Regions from separate parts of the Homo sapiens genome. Here region 1 is linked to region 2. A link is a loop called in an ENCODE intact Hi-C map of the cell type or tissue named here. Cell type or tissue: GM12878. All regions are shown on one strand. Links, peaks and the distances in the headings refer to the core of each region. The heading gives the core; the rest is flanking DNA.

Region 1 (8,000 bases), core at 1-8,000, 520 kb after region 2:
ACAATGGTTATCATGAGATTCTGCTTGAATAACCTAAGCCCAGGTATTGTTTCGCCCCATGGCTGACGAATCTGATGGAAGGTGGGAAGAAGAGGATTACTCACTGCATATTCCAAAGTACCAACCTTTCATACAAAAAAAGGAACTGGGGGCCACGGGTGATGAAGAGCCCCCATTGTATGTATTAGGGTAGAGTGGAAGAAAAATTTCAAAGGGAATACCAACAAAGAACTGGGAAATCTGGGCTTTGGGACATTTGAAGGGTAAAGGACATTAAAATGTTTTTGCTCCCTCTTTCCTTTGTTTAGCAAGTATTCTGCATAAACATTTTCTGAAGGAGTAATAGCTTTGATTATATAATGGACCCCTTCTATTCTTCTTGTTATAAGCTTTCATGATTAAAAAAAAAATTCCCCCCTTCTCTTTATCATTTTCCCTTACTCAGTGATGAGAATTTGGCAGTCTTCTTGCTTGGTTCTAGTCTTCTGTGATTAGGGTGTAAATACAGACTAGGAAGCTCCATGTTTTCTTTATTTGCTGAAAAAACTGGAATGGTTTAAAGCAATAAAACAACCTGTGTAAAGACCATGGAATGTCTAAGAATAAAAGACCACTAAAGAGGCAAACATCAGAAGATGCCTCTGCTGCCTTTTCTGTCTCTGACTTAGGCTGTTCAGTATATCATGGGTATGGAAATGGGGATAAGAAGACTGGGCTTGGGGAGATTAAATTAGAGAGGGTATTGCAATAATGAACTGGGACTCATTCATAAAATTTTATTCTCTGAAGCAGGCATATAAAGGGGCTAGCCTGTTGCAAGGATGTGGGCCAGGGAAAGTCTGTCAGTTGGTTTAGTCTCTGTCCCCTCTCTGTTGCTCCAGACACCAAAAGCCACGGCCATGCTATAAAAGAAGGTTCTGATGCTGGTGACAAGGATGGTTTCTAAGCCAAAGGAGGAAATGATTCTAAGATAAAAGCTAATGTTCAATATTCACTAGCAAGCTATAAAAAAGTACCTCTGGCTGGGTGCGGTGCCTCACACCTGTAATCCCAGCACTTTGGGAGGCCAAGGTGGGCGGATCATGAGGTCAGGAGTTCAAGACCAGCCTGACCAACATGGTGAAACCCTGTCTCTACTAAAAATACAAAAATTAGCCGGGTGTGGTGGCACATGCCTGTAATCCCAGCTACTCAGGAGGCTGAGGCAGAAGAATCTCTTGAACCTGGGAGGCGGAGGTTGCAGTGAGCAGAGATCGCGCCACTGTACTCCAGCTTGGGCAACAGAGTGAGACTCCATCTTAAAAAAAAAAAAAAAAAAAAAAAAAAAAAAAGTACCTCTGACCAGCAGTGCAAGATAGACAGGAAGGCTTTGGAAATCACCCAAACAGAACTCAGGTGTGTAGGTAGAAGGCCGAGGCAACAAAGGGGAGAAGTCTGCTCTGTAGATTTGCAGTACAACAGAAGTCACTGCATTTTTAGGGACAGCAGTGGGGAAATGTAGGGTACTTCCCAAGGCCAAAGTAGATCTGGTTGGAGTCAGAGACAATAATGGACTGGAGGGGAGGAACTGGAGGGGAGGGGCTGGGGAATCTGTGCCACGAACGGGCTGGGCTCCTGTGGCTGGACAGGGTTTTCTAGACTATGAAATGTTTTCAAGAGTCTTCACCTAAATGTTCAGCACTGCCTTTTATGCCTACATAGTACCTACAATCTGACATGTACAAACTTGTGAGTTCCCACATCCACACAAAAATGTTTTGTCCTAGACAAAAGATGGCAGCCTGTGAATTGAGGTAGCTGGTGACTTAGGCTGAGGTGATGTGAAGGAGAGAAGCGAAGACTCTGGTTTGAGGATTAGGGCCCTAAGGTCTTTATGATGGTGGGAATAAAGGAAGAGCCTGAAAGAGATAAGTGGCCCCCTCATCAACACTAGAGACTGTCACTGCCGCCTACCCTGAGGGGTTTGCTTGGAGGTAGAGCCCTCTGAGGCTTTAAGTTTGAGGTGGCTAGGGTTTTTTATGTAGTAATTAATGGTTTTCTCTACCCTATTCCTACAGGAATCCTCTAAATTGAACTTCCAGTTCCATACTGCTAGACTGTCGTGGGATTTGTGGTGGGTGAAGCAATGATGGCATCTGTTAGTTTTGGGACATAATCACAGCTTCTGGACATGGCACTTGAGGGGCACCCATGAAAACCATCCAGATTCAAAGACTCAAAAGTCGAAGGGCCCTCAGAGTTGTCCCATTCAATCTCTCAGCCAGGGAAATGTTCTCCTACAAGGAGGCTGACTCACCATCCAGCTTCACACTCCATGTCATGTGGAAGCCATTGGTCATCAGGTAAAAGTTCTTCACATCTTCAGGCATCACACAGTTATTCTTCTAGAATCACAAAGCAGCTAAGTGTTAGGTAAGGGCTGGGAAAGAGGGTACAGGGCTATGGCTTAAGGCACTGGGGACACGTTTAGCATGTTATACGTCCCTGAAATAGGAAGGCTCTGATAGTCACCTACAAAACTCTATTAGAGAGGCACTGGGGTCTTGCAAGCAGAGTTCCAGTTTGCCTTTTTTTTCTTCAGCAGCTAATGCAAACCAGGTACCTGCTCTGCCATGATAATGCCTCAATGGGCAGCCACCTGGCAAAGGAGCTCAAAGGGAACAAGCTGAAGAGGAGACAGGGGAACATGGCAAGAGGGGAAGTCCTAGGTAAAGTCTGACAATGTTCAAGCAAAGCAATCACTGCCGTACATATCAGACCCATGGTCATATATTATTTTCTGAAACAAATTATTGGACAAATGAGAGCATCTTAAAAGTGAAGAGTGCCTGTAATCCCAGCACTTTGGGAGGCCGAGGTGGGCGGGTCACGAGATCAGGAGATGGAGACCATCTTGGCTAACATGGTGAAACCCCATCTCTACTAAAAATACAAAAAATTAGCAGGGTGTGGTGGCGGGCGCCTGTAGTCCCAGCTACTCGGGAGGCTGAGGCAGGAGAATGGCATGAACCTGGGAGGCGGAGCTTGCAGTGAGCCGAGATTGTGCCACTGTACTCCAGCCTGGGTGACAAAGAGAGACTCCATCTCAAAAAAAAAACAAAGTGAAGAGTATATCATTTCCAGAAAACTTATGCAATGTCTAAGTTCTGACAGCTCTTAGAAGGTAACCATATATACTCAAATATTTCACATATCCATGGATATGAAATCATCCAAACCGTTGCTGGAGAGAACAAAGAAGAAACTTAGTATCCCTTCAGGAGATACCAGGAACAAGCCCTACATTCTAAGTAACTCACATCTGTGTGTGTGTATGACCAGTCTTCCCTAGCCAACTCAAATCCCTGGAATGTGCAAAGGATGAGTTCTCCAATTCATTTCCTGGGCCCCCTAGAGTGACTTCTTGATGTAGTTACAGAGGCAAAGAGGCAACATGTTAATAACTATCCAAGCTTGTGGCTTACTGGACCCTTCTGAGATGTGATACCGACAACTGCTTATGTCAGGACTGCATTAGGTCATCCTGTCAGTCAGTTCTAGGTACCCAATGCATGGGAAAGCATCATGTAGAAGGACGATTTGAGTTCACTTCCCAACTCTGCCAGTAGCTGAGTGACGAACACATCACTCTGTGAATCTAGGTTCAAGAATAAACTCTAAGACTTAATATACAGAACACTGGCAGTACGAGGGGGTGTGAGTTTGACAGGAAGAGAGGAGACTAGGAAATTATTATTATTCACAGCCACAGCATCTTCAGGAACTATAGATAAAGAGAAAGCTTCAAGCTTGCCGGAGATTTTAAGCATGTTTTTAGATTATTAAATGGACAACAGCTGTCATTTTAATGAAACAGGTTTTAAATTTCTTTTATTTATGAACTAAAATGTATGTTCTGATCAAGTTTTGTTTTTTCTGTGTCCATTATTTAGTACCCAGTCTCATAAATGTGAAATTTAAGAGACTCAGACTCCTTGGACTAATTTGTTTTCCTATTATTAGGAGTAATGGGCTTGCTCCTAGTGCCTCCTGTGTGGCCACATTATCTGTGCTTTCAGAAGAAAAAATGCACTTGCAGAATGCCTTTCTCCCACTCCTAAAACCCTGGTACAGGAAGCCTACAGTTACCAGTGTTCTGCAAGGTCCTTGCTCCTCTCGTCGCCCCAAAAGGACAGCATTGCTCTGACATTTTGATCACTAGTGCCATCTAGTGGTGAAGACAAGGAAACTACTGTCTATCCGCCTTTCTTAATGGGGATTCCATGAGATCCAGGCTGAGGGCAGGTGGACTATTTGGCATTGTTCATATGTAAGACAGGCTGAATAATTCCAGTAATTAATAGTAATTATAACATTTGTTATGGTATTTATTTCACCCAAGAAATAAGTTTTGGTATTATTTTATACCAATATTTTTTACAATTATTCAAAATTCATACAAATAGAAAAAAATCTGTGAAATCAAATATTTAACACACATTTCAAATACTAATATACATAAAAATATTCAAGTAAACCAAATTCATGAAAAACATCAATCCCTCACTGTCATTCTAATTTAAACGACTAGCGGCCCTGACTCTGCTGCTTTTTGCTGCAGACCCTTCTGCCCCAAGCACCCCTGGGGCAGTTGCTGGGCCTGCAGTTCTCCAGCCTTCCTACTGCATGTAGCTCTTCTGAGTGGGGCAAATCCAGGAAGAAAGGTTCACAACCAAAATTTAAATGACCACATACTTGCTTCAGTCCTTTAAGGTTGGAGAGAAAAGTAAACAACCTCTCCTAATTTTAACGTATCTCACCATTTTTTTTTTCTGGCCAGTGACTCAGTTACTGCCGTTTTAAAATTTCTGTTCTAACCAACCTGAAAAGAGTTTGCTTTTCCACAGGGAGCAATCTGCCCACATCAGAGGGCTTCTTCCCACACAGATCCATGCCCAGGCTATATTTTGGGGGGTGTGATAGGAGGGCAGGGAGGAGGAAGATCGGCAGAAAGTGAATGGAGGAGGGTAATATCAGGATTGGAGAGAGGGTCTGGGGAGAAAGCCAACAAGGGAGAGTAACAACGACTGGTATCTGAACTAACAGCTGATTGCATCAAGATGGTATCTGCAATCTCTAGCCCAGTGGTGATTCTGTCACATAGTTCCTAATTTTTAATCTTTCTTTTCTTCTCCTGAGATAATCTACAATGGTTTATTTAAGCTACTTTAGAAAGAGTCCATCACAAGCTCTGTTACTACTTCATCAGATGAAGGACCTGAGCCACTTTTTTGTTTTGGGAGCTATCAACAAGATTCCAGAAAACCAATAGCACTGGGCCTCAAGGGAAGGGCTAGGGGCTGTCCATTGCCTTCTACTCACCTTTTCTACTCCTGGACAATCCTGCACCCCATTATTCCCCTCACTTTTAGAGGCCACTTCCCAACTAGGGAGCAGATGCAGGATCAGGTCAGCATAGGGCCCAAAGGACAGAAATCAATGTCTCTGTAGGTGCTGGTCCATGCTGAGCTGGCTCTCTGGCTGGTCTGCAACCATGGCCAGGTGAAGAGCTGCCCAGGACGTCCATCAAGGAGCATGAGAACATTGCTGGAAATTGTGGCAATGAGCACAACGGCATCTCCTGAAACTCTTCTCAGGGAGGACATTCCATGAAGTGGAGGAAAACCTGGATGAGCTGTGGAGGGATGGTGTGAGATCCCCAAGAGAATTCCCAAATATATTCTCAAACTCCCACCTTAGGAGAGGTGGAGGGCTTGGTTAACTGAACCCTTTTGTTTTGTTGAGTAGGGTATGAGAGTTTGGGGCCAGAGCTGCATTGCTTAACAGCCAAAGGAAAGGTAGCATACTTTTTCCAAAATCCTTTCTCCACAGAACCATTAGTCTCCCTCTAAAAATACGTGAAGAAAAAAATATATAAATATTGGCCTGTCTAGAGGCACCACAAGTCTTGGTGAAGCTGTGTGTCTGACAGAGCTCATATGAGGCAACCTTCAGAAGAGTAATACCCTCAAGTTTATATAATCATCAAAATTCTACCACTGGGGGAATTAGTGGGGGAAGCCTTTGCATCTACAGCTGCTCTGCTTCAGAGATGGTGGGTGTGGTAGCCTGAGTCTCAGGAATGCAATTAAGGATTGCTTGTGGAAAAGAAGTTAGGCAACCTTGGGAAGGCTCGACACTCTTTCTGACTTTTGCGTTTTATCTAATTCACTTACTCATTTCACATTTATTAAGTATCTATTATGGGATAAATACTGTGTGGGGCACTAGAAACAGAAAGAGAAATGAGGGAAGGGGCAGAGAAGGCTGTGTCAGACACATGGATTGCTTATTCAAATCCACCTTCCTTTTTCTCCTTGGCAGAACCTTCATTTTGTCTGAGATGGCAATGTGTCCTATTAAATACTTGTTTTCAGAACCTCCTGCAATTACTGCTGGACATTAAAATGTAAACACAAGTCCAAAACAGAAGGTTTCTAAGAAAACTTTCACTGTCCTGTTAAAAGGTGACAGATATGCCTGGCCACATCCCTTACCTCTTTTTTGTTTTTTGAGCTTGGAAATGATAGCTCAGACTGTAGCAGTTATTTTGCCACTATGATATTGTGAAATAAATATTTGGTCTCTGTCCCAGATTCCTGGCATACAATTTCTAAAATCCTTGGAATCTCCAAAGTGACATCTTTTTGTGTGCTAAAGAGTTGACAAATGACTGGCATCTCCAAGGTAGCTGCAGGATGGGGGATGATCACCAGAACAACCAAGGCAGGCAGTGGGTTGGAACTTTCAGCCCCACCCCCTGACCTCAGGGAGGGAAGAGGGGCTGAAGGGTAAGTTGATTATCAATGGCCCATGGTTTAATCAATCATGTCTACATAATGAAGCCTCCATAAAAACCCAAAAGACAGAGTTTGAAGAGCTTCCGGACAGCTGAGCACATGGAAGTTCCTGTAGTGTGGCGTGCTCTCGGATGGCAGGGAAGTTCCACGCCCCTCCCACCACACCTTGCTCTGTGCATCTCTTCATCTGTATCCTTTGTAATAAACCTGTAAATGTTAAGTAAGTGTTCCTCTGAGTTCTGTGAGCCACTCTAGCAAATTAATTGAACCTGAGGAGGGGGTCATGGGAACCCCAATTTATAGCTGGTGGGTCAGAAGCACAGGTAAAACAACCTGGGACTTGCAATTGGCATTGGAAGTGAGGGCAGTCTTGTGAGACTGAGCCCTTAACCTATGGGATCTGATGCTATCTCCAGGGAGACAGTGTCGGAACTGAATTGGAGGACACCCAGCTGGTATTCACTGCAGAACTGATAGCTTGTTGATGTGTTTGGGAACTCCCCCTTGCAACACACACACATTTGGTCATGGAAATTTTCTGTGTTGATTGTTGCGGAGTAACAGGAGAGGAAAAACAGTGTGTGTTTTTTCTACTCAGAGGCACCATAAAGAAAAAGGACAAAATAATTACAGAGATAACGGCTTAACATTGTCAGGACTGATGAACCAACTGCAACTGTCTACCTCAGGACTTGATACATGAAAAATATTAATTCCTATTTGCTTAAGCTATTGCTAGTTTATCTTTCCTTAAGCCAAACATATTCCTAATTTAAATAGAGATAAATGTTTAATAGGTAAGTGTTGTGGAGCTGAAGGGGCAAAGAGAACTAGGAGGGAAGAGTCTGCGAGGAAGGAAAAGATCAAGAGAGTTCTGCTTCTGCATCCAAGGGAGGAGAGGCTAGCAGAGAAGGGAGTGGCTAACTGTGGGGCATGCAGGAGCCACACCAAGTGAGATGAAGTAAGTCTTTAGCCATGAAGAGGTCCTAGTGATTTTGACAGAATGGTATCCAAGAATGGTGATGGCTAAAGAGAGGCTGTGGCAGGATGAATAACTGAGAAATGAAGGAAGGATGGTAATTTGTAAACTATGGCCACTGGATCCACCCTGTCACCTGTTTTTGTAAAAATGTTTCATTTGAACACAGTCACACACATGCA
Region 2 (9,411 bases), core at 744-8,743:
TAGGCTGCTGATAACTTTTATTATGGGGGCATTTGAAGTTTGTTAAATGGTTTTACTGTATCAATTGATATGATCATGTGATTTTTCTTCTGTGGTTATTATGGTGGACTATATTGATTGGTTTCCAAATATTGAAATAGTCTTGCTATTCCTGGATAAACTCCATTGATCCTGATATTTTATTTTTTTCATATATTCCTGGGTTTGATTGCTAATATTTTGTTGAGGATCTAAGCTCATGAGGGATACTGGTCTGTAATTTTCTTTTCTTGCACTGTCTTTGTCTGGTTGCCAGAATCTCTGAATACAATGTGTATTTGTCTTATTAATATTTTTCTTTCTGCTGCATCAGTTTTTGCTTCATGTATTTTGGAGCTATGTTATTTGGTGCATTTCCCCTAAGATTGCTATGCCTTCGTGATGGACTTATTCCTTTATTGATGTGTAATATTCTTTGTCCTTAGAAATTTTCTTTGCTCTGCAGTCCAATTTATCTAATATTCATATAGCCATTTCTGAGGATTATAAGCTCCTATCACTTATGAACATAAATTCAGAAATTCTTTAAAAAGTAGCAAACTTTGTTCAGTAATATCTGCAAAGATGATATATTATGACCATGTTGTATTAATTTCAAGGATGCCGAGGTTTACTTTTAGAAAATAAGAGATTAAAGGAGCAAGTCAAATTGTCTCAGTAAATGAAGAGAACAATTTTGATAGAAATTCCACATTCACTTGTAATTAAACACACCTTTTAGCAAGCAGAAGAAATATTAGTGTAAATAATACTAACTGCTCTAACAAGCAAAGCAAAAATCTCCATGGCTTACTGGTGGTAGTGATGGAGGCAGTGAGCATGGCGGTACGATCTGTGGTGCGATGCCTGGCAGAGCCTTTAGTGGTGTCTACTTTAGAGTAGCTATGCAATCTCCAAAACTGATTCTTTGGCTCTCTGGGGAGTCTGCGAGCTACACAATATCCTTTATTACACCTATTTTCTGCTTAGTCTTGTGAGAATTAGTTTCTATTGTTTCCAACTAAGAATTCTGACGGATAGAAAATGTGGTGCCTGATGTGTACCACATCAGTGAATAGTAAGGACTCAAATATTTCAAATTGGAAGGTTGATAACCTTTATTATATTGCGGCAAAATATTTATCAATCTGTTGCCTGTTGTCTTTTGAGACATTGACCATATGCCAACCGTATGGCATATGTTAGAAGACATACGGAAAAAAATCACATTGATGGGGCTCCTTTTTGCAGAGTTCAGCAAAGTTCTAAGGAAGATAAATAAACTCAGGCTAGGAGAGAACCACATCAAGGTCATGGCCATCACATAATTAGCTAAGAACTCTGAAATAAGGTACACTTTTGGGTTTCTAGAAAGTTTTAAATGTGTAGTACCATAAAAGCTTGATGTGCCCAATTCTTGTCAATATTTCCTCATCAGAATTGTTGTGTGATTTTTAATACATAGAGTTGACCAAAATAAAAACCTTCCATTTAGTTTTGAAAGATCTGTATTAGCAAAAGCGCCACCAGTCTGGACTAAAAGGGACTGACTATTCAAGATATAAAAAAAAACTTCTAAGCTTCAGACTTCATATGGAAAGAAAGAAAAAAGATAAGGCTATTCAGCCACCAAAAAGTGCACATTCTCCAAAGTGCCCTTTTCAGACGGGCACTTCAGAAGGACATAACCCAAGGAGTGTTATGGAGAAGAAAAGACCTTTCAGAGGATGGATCCAAGAGTCACCGAGAGCAATGAACTGATGCAGAAATGTAAGCTTATTGTGGGAAAAGTAGAAATAGAGATGAGCAAAAAGAAATACCCTCTCATCCTACCACCCTATCAGAGACACAGTTAACCTTGAATGATTTGGTGTATAGGTTTCCAGACTTTCCCCCGTGCCACCAATAACTCGTGCCCTTCTGTGTAGCTTCTCTTAGTGCTCTTGTGACTCTGTTCTTTGCATTGATGGAAAAGCCATATGTGGTGGCTCTCCAGGATTCTTGAAAAAAGCTCAGCCCTGGCCTTTCCAGACAGCTCGTTGGGAGTTTAGAACACCCTTTTGTCATCCCTTTGAGATCTTGGCTGGATGCCACCCTGGGCTCCTCTCTGGCTCACTACCCTCCTCTCCTGGCCTTCTTCACCAGCTTTGGTTAATGAAACTTGATGGATCATAGTGCCGAGCACTGTGCTTCGTGCTGGGGGCACAAAGATGCATTTTACATAGTCCCTGCTCTTAAGGAGCTGAGTGAGGATCTAGTGGGTGGAACCAATGTATAAGCAGAAACCATTAAAATAATCTAGTCACTAATTTCAACAGTTCCCATGAGGGAAGCATTTAAAAATGATTTCACACGCAGAGTTTGGTCCCCAATTTTAGAAAAAACTTATAAATCCTGTTAAAACATGGCTTCAGCTAAGAAGTCCCAATGAATTTTAAATGTTTATTTAACATTTAAAGCAGCAGATTTACGAGAAATCTATTCAAAATGTTGAATTTATAGTAGTTGTACCCTTTCCACATGTTTTGCTTATAGCTCAAATTAGCCTTTTTAAAAAACACAGTTGCTTAATGATGCTGAATTAATCATTCACTCAGCAATAATTAATTCTTACCAGTGGAAGCACGATGACTTTTCTCATAAAACATGGAGAAAAACAACTCATTTAGTGACTTAGTGACAAAGTAGTATGTTGGAATTTTGATTGCAGTAACTGAAGATGAGTAGGGTTATTGAGATCATACTTTTTTGCACATTAAAAACTATTTCTTATTAAAGAAATTTATTAATAAAAATAACATTTATTTTCTACTTGTGAATGTATATAGAGTCATGCACTTTTATTTTATTTAATTCTCACAAAAACCCTAAGGGTAGGTATTTATACCTACATTTTCCAAATGAGGAAACTGAGGCTTAGAGGGATTAATTGACCCAATCAAGATCAGAGGACGACTTATACAGAGCAAGGATAAGATTTGAACCTAGGTCTGCCTTTTCACCATTGTGATAAACTGCTGAATAATGATCATTGTGGGCACCATTGTAAGCACTTCACAGGTATTAAATTACTTAATCCTCTCTAACAAGTTTATGAGAAATCTATGACTATTACCATCTCCATTTTAGAAATGAGGGAAGAGAGGCACGGAGAGAGTAAGTCACTTGCCCTAGGACCCTGAGCTCGTAAGTAGTGGGGCTAGGTTTTGAACCCAGGCCTCTAACTCAGGCATCCATTTTTTTGCTCACCTCACTCAAGGAAAGCCATTATTGTTTATTAAACAAATTGCTTTTTGATACACATAAAATATTGTAAAAATAAGCATTAGCAAGTGATTTGTTCATGAGCTGTGATGGCCACTGTGTGCCTCCCATTGCACTGGATGGTGATTGTGAGAAAAGAAAAGACCACAGTTCTTTTTTATAGAACAGCATCTCACTCTATCACCCAGGCTGGAGTGCAGTGGCATGATCATAGCTCACTGTAACCTCAAACCCCTTGCTCAAGTCATCCTCCCGCCCCAGCCTCCCAAAACACTGGGATTACAGGCTTAAGCCATGGGCACGGTCCCACAGTTCTCGTGTTCAGTGAGCTAGATGGCTCTTATCAGATGATCACAAGGACAATGGCGCTTTCAGGGAGGTTCGGGAGCCAGGTGTACATCTAGCAGGGACCAGGTTGGCCTGTGAGATTGAAAGGGAAGTCCCACAGATGGTCAGAGTGCCATCTCCTTGGGATGACAGAAAGCTGTCCATGAACTGGGTTCAGTGGCTCATGCCTGTAATCCCCACACTTTGGGAGCCCAAGGTGGGTGGATCACGAGGTCAGAAGATTGAGACCATCCTGGCCAACATGGTGAGACCCTGTCTCTACTAAAAATACAAAAAAATTAGCTGGGCATGGTGGCGGGCGCCTGTAATCTCAGCTACTCAGGAGGCTGAGGCAGGAGAATCACTTGAACCCGGGAGGCGGAGTTTGCAGTGAGCTGAGATCATGCCACTGCACTCTAGCCTGGGTGACAGCAAGAGACTCCATCTCAAAAAAAAAAAGAATGCTGTCCATACAGAAGCTGCCATGTCCGTTTCCACCAACAACTACCTCTGGCCTCCAGGGCCTTCAGCAAGGGAAGAGAGGAAAAGGCATTTGGAGTGTGCCACAACCTTTCAACTGCGATGAGAGACGCTAGGCACTGGAAGGCTGGCTCCAGTGATGGCATTTGTTCTTTGGAGTGACCCTCTGATCAGAAGAAGCCCTCTGGACCAACTGTGTCCCATCCTTCTCAGCTCTTTTTTATCCGAGAGGGAGGGGTAAGCTACTGAGGACAGCACAGGCTACAGGGATCCAGCGGATCCAGAGATCCACTGCTAGAACCGAATGCTGGCTAGTGCTTGAAGAGGATGCTGATACAACAAGCCATCCAAGGACACTGAAAGCAGCAGAAACCTTCACTGGGCAGGCAGTGTTCCCAGCACCTCGGATCTCCAAGAAAGGCTGAGGCTCTTCTTGCCAAGGGAAGAGTTCAGGACATCCTTGGAAGCAGAAGGAAAGCTAGGATCCATCCACCTGGCAGGCACCTTCAGCCTGTCTTTCCTTTTTGTTTTTAGTCTTTTCCCTATTCTCTTGTTTGTGCAGACAGAATTAACTTCTACATAACTCACTTTGCAAATCTCCAAATAAAAATCATGGAAAACATCATACTATATGAGCAAGTGATTGAACATCTCTAAGTCTTACTATGTCTCATCTGAAAAGCGAGGAAAACCACAGGATCTATCTTATAGAATCGAGATCAAATGAGCCAGTTTGTATTTTAGCTCAGTGCCTCAAAATAATTATGCCTGAGTAATCCAAGTCTACCACCTGCTGGCAGCATTAGGTAAGTGCAGAATTTGTTTCTTCAAGAGGCTAAAAACTGGTGCAAATTGGGTCAGCAAATCCTAAAGAGAAGAATGGCAAACATGATCACACCTCTGACCCTCTGCCTGGGTTACTGAATGGACCAGATTTCAGATGATTTTCAGTATTGATGTTGGTGTCGTTTAAAAGTTAGTTTCTGAATTATTTCTTGATCAGATTACTTAAACCTACTTTACATCGACCATTCTTTTGGGGTTCCCTATTTTTCTTAGAATTCTTTAAGGACGCTGCTTTGCATTGGTGATTTCATTAGGTAGAGTCTCTCTCTCTCTCTTTCTGAGTGGGTGTGTGACTGTATACAAAAATATATAAATATATGTACATATAGAAAACGTTTTAATATGTATAGAGATGTGTATATGTATATATAGAGAGAGTATTTTAATGCATCTATGTGGAGTGTGTGTGTACATTGAGAGAGCTTTAATATATAGTGCCCATTCTCAGCAGCAGATCTAGGTTTTGTGAGCCTAAAATGCATGCAATTTTAAAGTCATCTTTAAGGAAAAGAATACAAAATCAGGCCAGGTGCAGTGGCTGATACCTGTAATCCCAGAACTTTAGGAGGCTGAGGCAGGAGCATCACTTGAGGCCAGGAGTTTGAGACCAGCCTGGGCAATATAGTGAGACTTCATTTCTATAAAATATTAAAAATTATCTGAGTGTGACTGCATGCACCTGTGGTTTCAGCTACTCTGGAGGCTGAGGTGAGAGGACTGCTTGAGCCAGGGAGGTGGAGGTTGCAGTGAGCCAGCCTGAGTGACACAGCAAGACCCTGTCTCGAAAGAAAAAGAAAAAGAAACCCTGCAAAACAAAAAACAAACCAAAACCCAATAAAAACCCAACCCCAAACAGAAACAAACAAAGAATATAAAACCATGAATTAAAAATTAGATACAAAAAGATTGACTTGCATGAGAAGAGAAGGGGCTTTGGAAGAAGTCTGCACAGTAACAGCCCTGAGCTGAAACCTTGTTACCTTTGTAATAAATCTGCCTCTGCCTGATTTCTCACTGCCTCCTTTTCTTGTCCATCTAAGTGCCGCCCAACCTCTCCAGGGTTACTTTTACAGTGCTTTTTGCAGTTTACAGAGTGAAGCACTTTTTGTTAACTTCCTAAACGGTCCCATGAAGACCTGTCCTGGTCTTTCCTCTTCAACTTATGGGTGGAAACAAATTGTTTTGACATCACTCGGAGACACTACTTGCTGCAGTCAGGACAGAGTCCTCCATTCATTGTGACCTGGGGATTTCCTTTCCACCTGGGTGCTGAAGCTCTCTGTTGCAGGAAGCATGTCTGGTTATCAAAAATTATTATCCTCGGTCGGGCACAGTGGCTTACACCTGTAATCCCAGCACTTTGGGAGGCCAAGGCGGGTGGTTCACCTGAGGTCGAGAGTTCAAGACCAGCCTGAGCAACATGGTGAAATCCTGTCTCTACTAAAAATACAAAAATTAGCTGAGCATGGTGGTGGGTGCCTGTAATCCCAGCTACTCGGGAGGCTCAGGCAGGAGAATTGCTTGAACCTGGGAGGTGGAGGTTGCAGTGAGCCGAGATCACGCCACTGCACTCCAGCCTGGGTGACAAGAGCAAAACTCCTCAAAGAAAAAAAAAAATTCTCTCATTTCCTCCTGGGGCACAGCAAATATTATGTCACATTTATCCACAGTTTGGTAAAATAGCCTTACTTTTTTTTTTTTTTTTAGCTAAATAGATAACTAGCTAAAACTTTTTAACCAGAAAAGGTGAAGTTACCTTAGAAAAAATAATCGAAAATTGGACACTCAAGACCCTTCTACCCCCATACAATTGCTTTCCAGTGGCTAAAGTCAATGTACACTATTTGTATTCTGTTTTACTCTAAAGATTTTGTGTATTTCAACATGGTCTTCATAAGTACATTTAAATAATGCATGGTTGTATTCATGTATTATAAGTAATACAAATATACCTCATATTGATAGACATATAAATTTCCAGTTTTTAATTTTATAATTAATACTACAATAAACCTTATTTTTGAACATGGCTATTTATTTATTCATTTTTTTTTGCTCCTGCTAAATTATTTTCTAAGAATATGAATGGAATTCCAGGATAATATTTATGAAAATATTGCCAGGTACAGTCATAGTATTTTCCACTAGAAATGTGCAATATAAAGCGTGCAGTGTTTCACTAGCATGCAGATCCATGTGTTCAGGTTCCCTGCAGTTGGGCTTTCAAGTGTATCATAAGGAACATACACTCCAGTTCTTCCCTGGTGTAGCTTGTTGTGTTCGTGGCACCTTCATAGGACCAAGGAGGCAGCATGTACAGCCTCTAGGGAGAATGAACCAGAGTGGCTTCAGGATTTAGAGAAGGTAGAAGTGTGCCTGACGACAAGAATGCGGGGAGAGTAACGGGAACTGAGGAGTGGACAGAGTGACCCTGCATCTTTCCCCACCCAGTTCTAGTGAGGCTGGGAGGCTGAAAGATGCAGGCTCACTCCCAGCATCAGTGGGGCCCAGGACAAAAGTTCAAATGGATACCCATATGTCATATGTCTAAATATTTAACATTCATAAATTAAACATAAGAAATATTAACTAAAATATGTGCTAGCCTCCTACTCTGACAAAATCCTTGGCACTCTGCATAGGAGCACGATGGCATGGGAAGAGCTGGTCCAGCTCCTGGTTGCCAGCCATAGCCTACAGCCATTTTCTTCTCACCCTTGAGCCGTGAACCCCAGATGTGTAGACACTGGAGACTATACATTCAAACTCTGTCCATACCTTCCCCTGCAATCAGCTGCCATTTAGCCCCTTTTCATGCTTAGGGGTGCACCCCTACGGATGCTCTGAAAATGACACACACATACAGGCCTTGGGGACATGTTCAGAGTCATGTGGGCATCTGAGGTCCTGGTGCCTGGAGAATAGTCTAGAGAGCAGCTTGGGTTCCAGGTGGGCATAACATCTTGGTCCTGTGGACTTGCCCTATAGGGAAGGATGGCAGGAGCAGGGCCAGGATGAGGCCCTCCAAAGCATGGAGCCCAAGGCAGGGGCCTTTCTTGTTCTGGGCAAAGGGCAGTATTGTTAAAATTTTTCTGGAGAAAGTAAACTACCCCAGAGGAAAGACCTAAAGATAGTCAAGAAATAAGCCATTTGTCCACTGGTTTGGTCTGCAGTGGAGTCCATCAGGCAAAGTGCCTCTATTATACCCTAGAGCTTCCAATCAGCTTTCTTTCTTTCTTTTCTTTTTTCTTTTTCTTTTTTTTTTTTTTTTTTGAGGCAGAGTCTCGCTCTGTTGCCCAGGCTGGAGTGCAGTGGTGCAATCCTGGCTCACTGCAACCTCTGCCTCCCAGGTTCAAGCGATTTTCCTGCCCCAGCTTCCCAAGTAGCTGGGATTACAGGCGCCTGCCACCACACCCAGCTATTTTTCGTAGTTTTAGTAGAGACAGGGTTTCACCACATTGGTCAGGCTGGCCTCAAACTCCTGACCTCAAGTGATCCGCCTGCCTCGGCATCCCAAAGTGCTGGGATTACAGAAGTGGGCCACATTGCCCAGCCTCCCAGTTGGCTTTCAATGTGATGAACAGCCAAGGATCATGCCATTTGAGGAAAGTGTCTACTATAAAAGAAAAAAACTGAAAGAAAAAGAAGAAAGGAAGAACCCAAAGTGTACAGAAACAGTGCAGCAAAAAGAAGAAAACTTTAAAGAAAATGTGGTTAATAATATCAGGGAAATCCTGGAAATAAGAACAAGATATTTTAAAAAGAAAAATCACAGAACAAGACAGAATTCTTGAAAAGTAAAAACATGAATGCTGCAATACAACATTCAGTAGAAGAAAAGGAAATACAGTTTAGGAAATTTCCCAAAAAGTAGAAGAAAATAATCAGAGAGATGAACAGGGCAGAAAAGTTAAGAAAATTAGAGAACCTGCTTAGTGATCCAACATCTGAATAATAGGAGTTCTAGGAAGAGCAAGCAGAGAACACTGTGGAGAGGAAATGATCAAAAACAGGATATAAGAACATTTCTGCATCAAAGAGCAGGATCTCTGGATTAAGTAATATCCACAAAATGACAACAGGATGAATGAAAAAGAATCCCCACCAGGGCACCTCATCATGGAATTTCAGTATATTGGGAATAATGAGAAGGTTCAAAAAGCTTCCAAAGAGAGAGGGGAAAAAAGTTACCTATACAATGTAGAGTTACCTATACAGTTGCCCCTTGATATTCATGGTTGTTTGGTTCCAGGACCTCCCTTGGATACCAAAATCCGTGGGTGCTCAAGTCCTTCACATAAAATGGTGTAGTATTTAACATAACCTATGCATATCCTCCTGTATACTTTAAATCATCTGTAGATTACTTATAATATCTAATATCATGTAAATGTTATGTAAATAGCTGTTGTGTTGTTTAGGAAATAATGACAAATAAAAAAAGTCTGTACATGTTTAGTATAGATGCAAGCATTC

What was found. Hi-C counts contacts between places; a loop is a spot of excess contacts. Peaks named below come from ENCODE experiments on the same cell type or tissue, not always from the same donor. Only the 100,000 strongest peaks of a DNase experiment are listed, where the experiment ranks them.
Region 1: a loop joins it to region 2, with 3 times the contacts of the local background. A loop is called at or near these places in 7 of 110 quality-filtered maps.

What each region holds. Positions count from the first base shown.
Region 1 is chr18:36,805,551-36,813,550 of GRCh38, forward strand. TPGS2 (tubulin polyglutamylase complex subunit 2) reads right to left here. Exons shown (of 7, transcript NM_015476.4): 3 at 2,297-2,384. Among named protein-coding and RNA genes, the nearest start is that of TPGS2, 19 kb to the right of the region's middle. In GM12878, for the core only: a CTCF peak has its summit at 4,202 (motif pointing left); a DNase peak (open chromatin) is centred at 4,181.
Region 2 is chr18:36,280,004-36,289,414 of GRCh38, forward strand. No RefSeq gene overlaps it. Among named protein-coding and RNA genes, the nearest start is that of FHOD3, 13 kb to the right of the region's middle. In GM12878, for the core only: a CTCF peak has its summit at 4,876 (motif pointing left); a DNase peak (open chromatin) is centred at 4,858.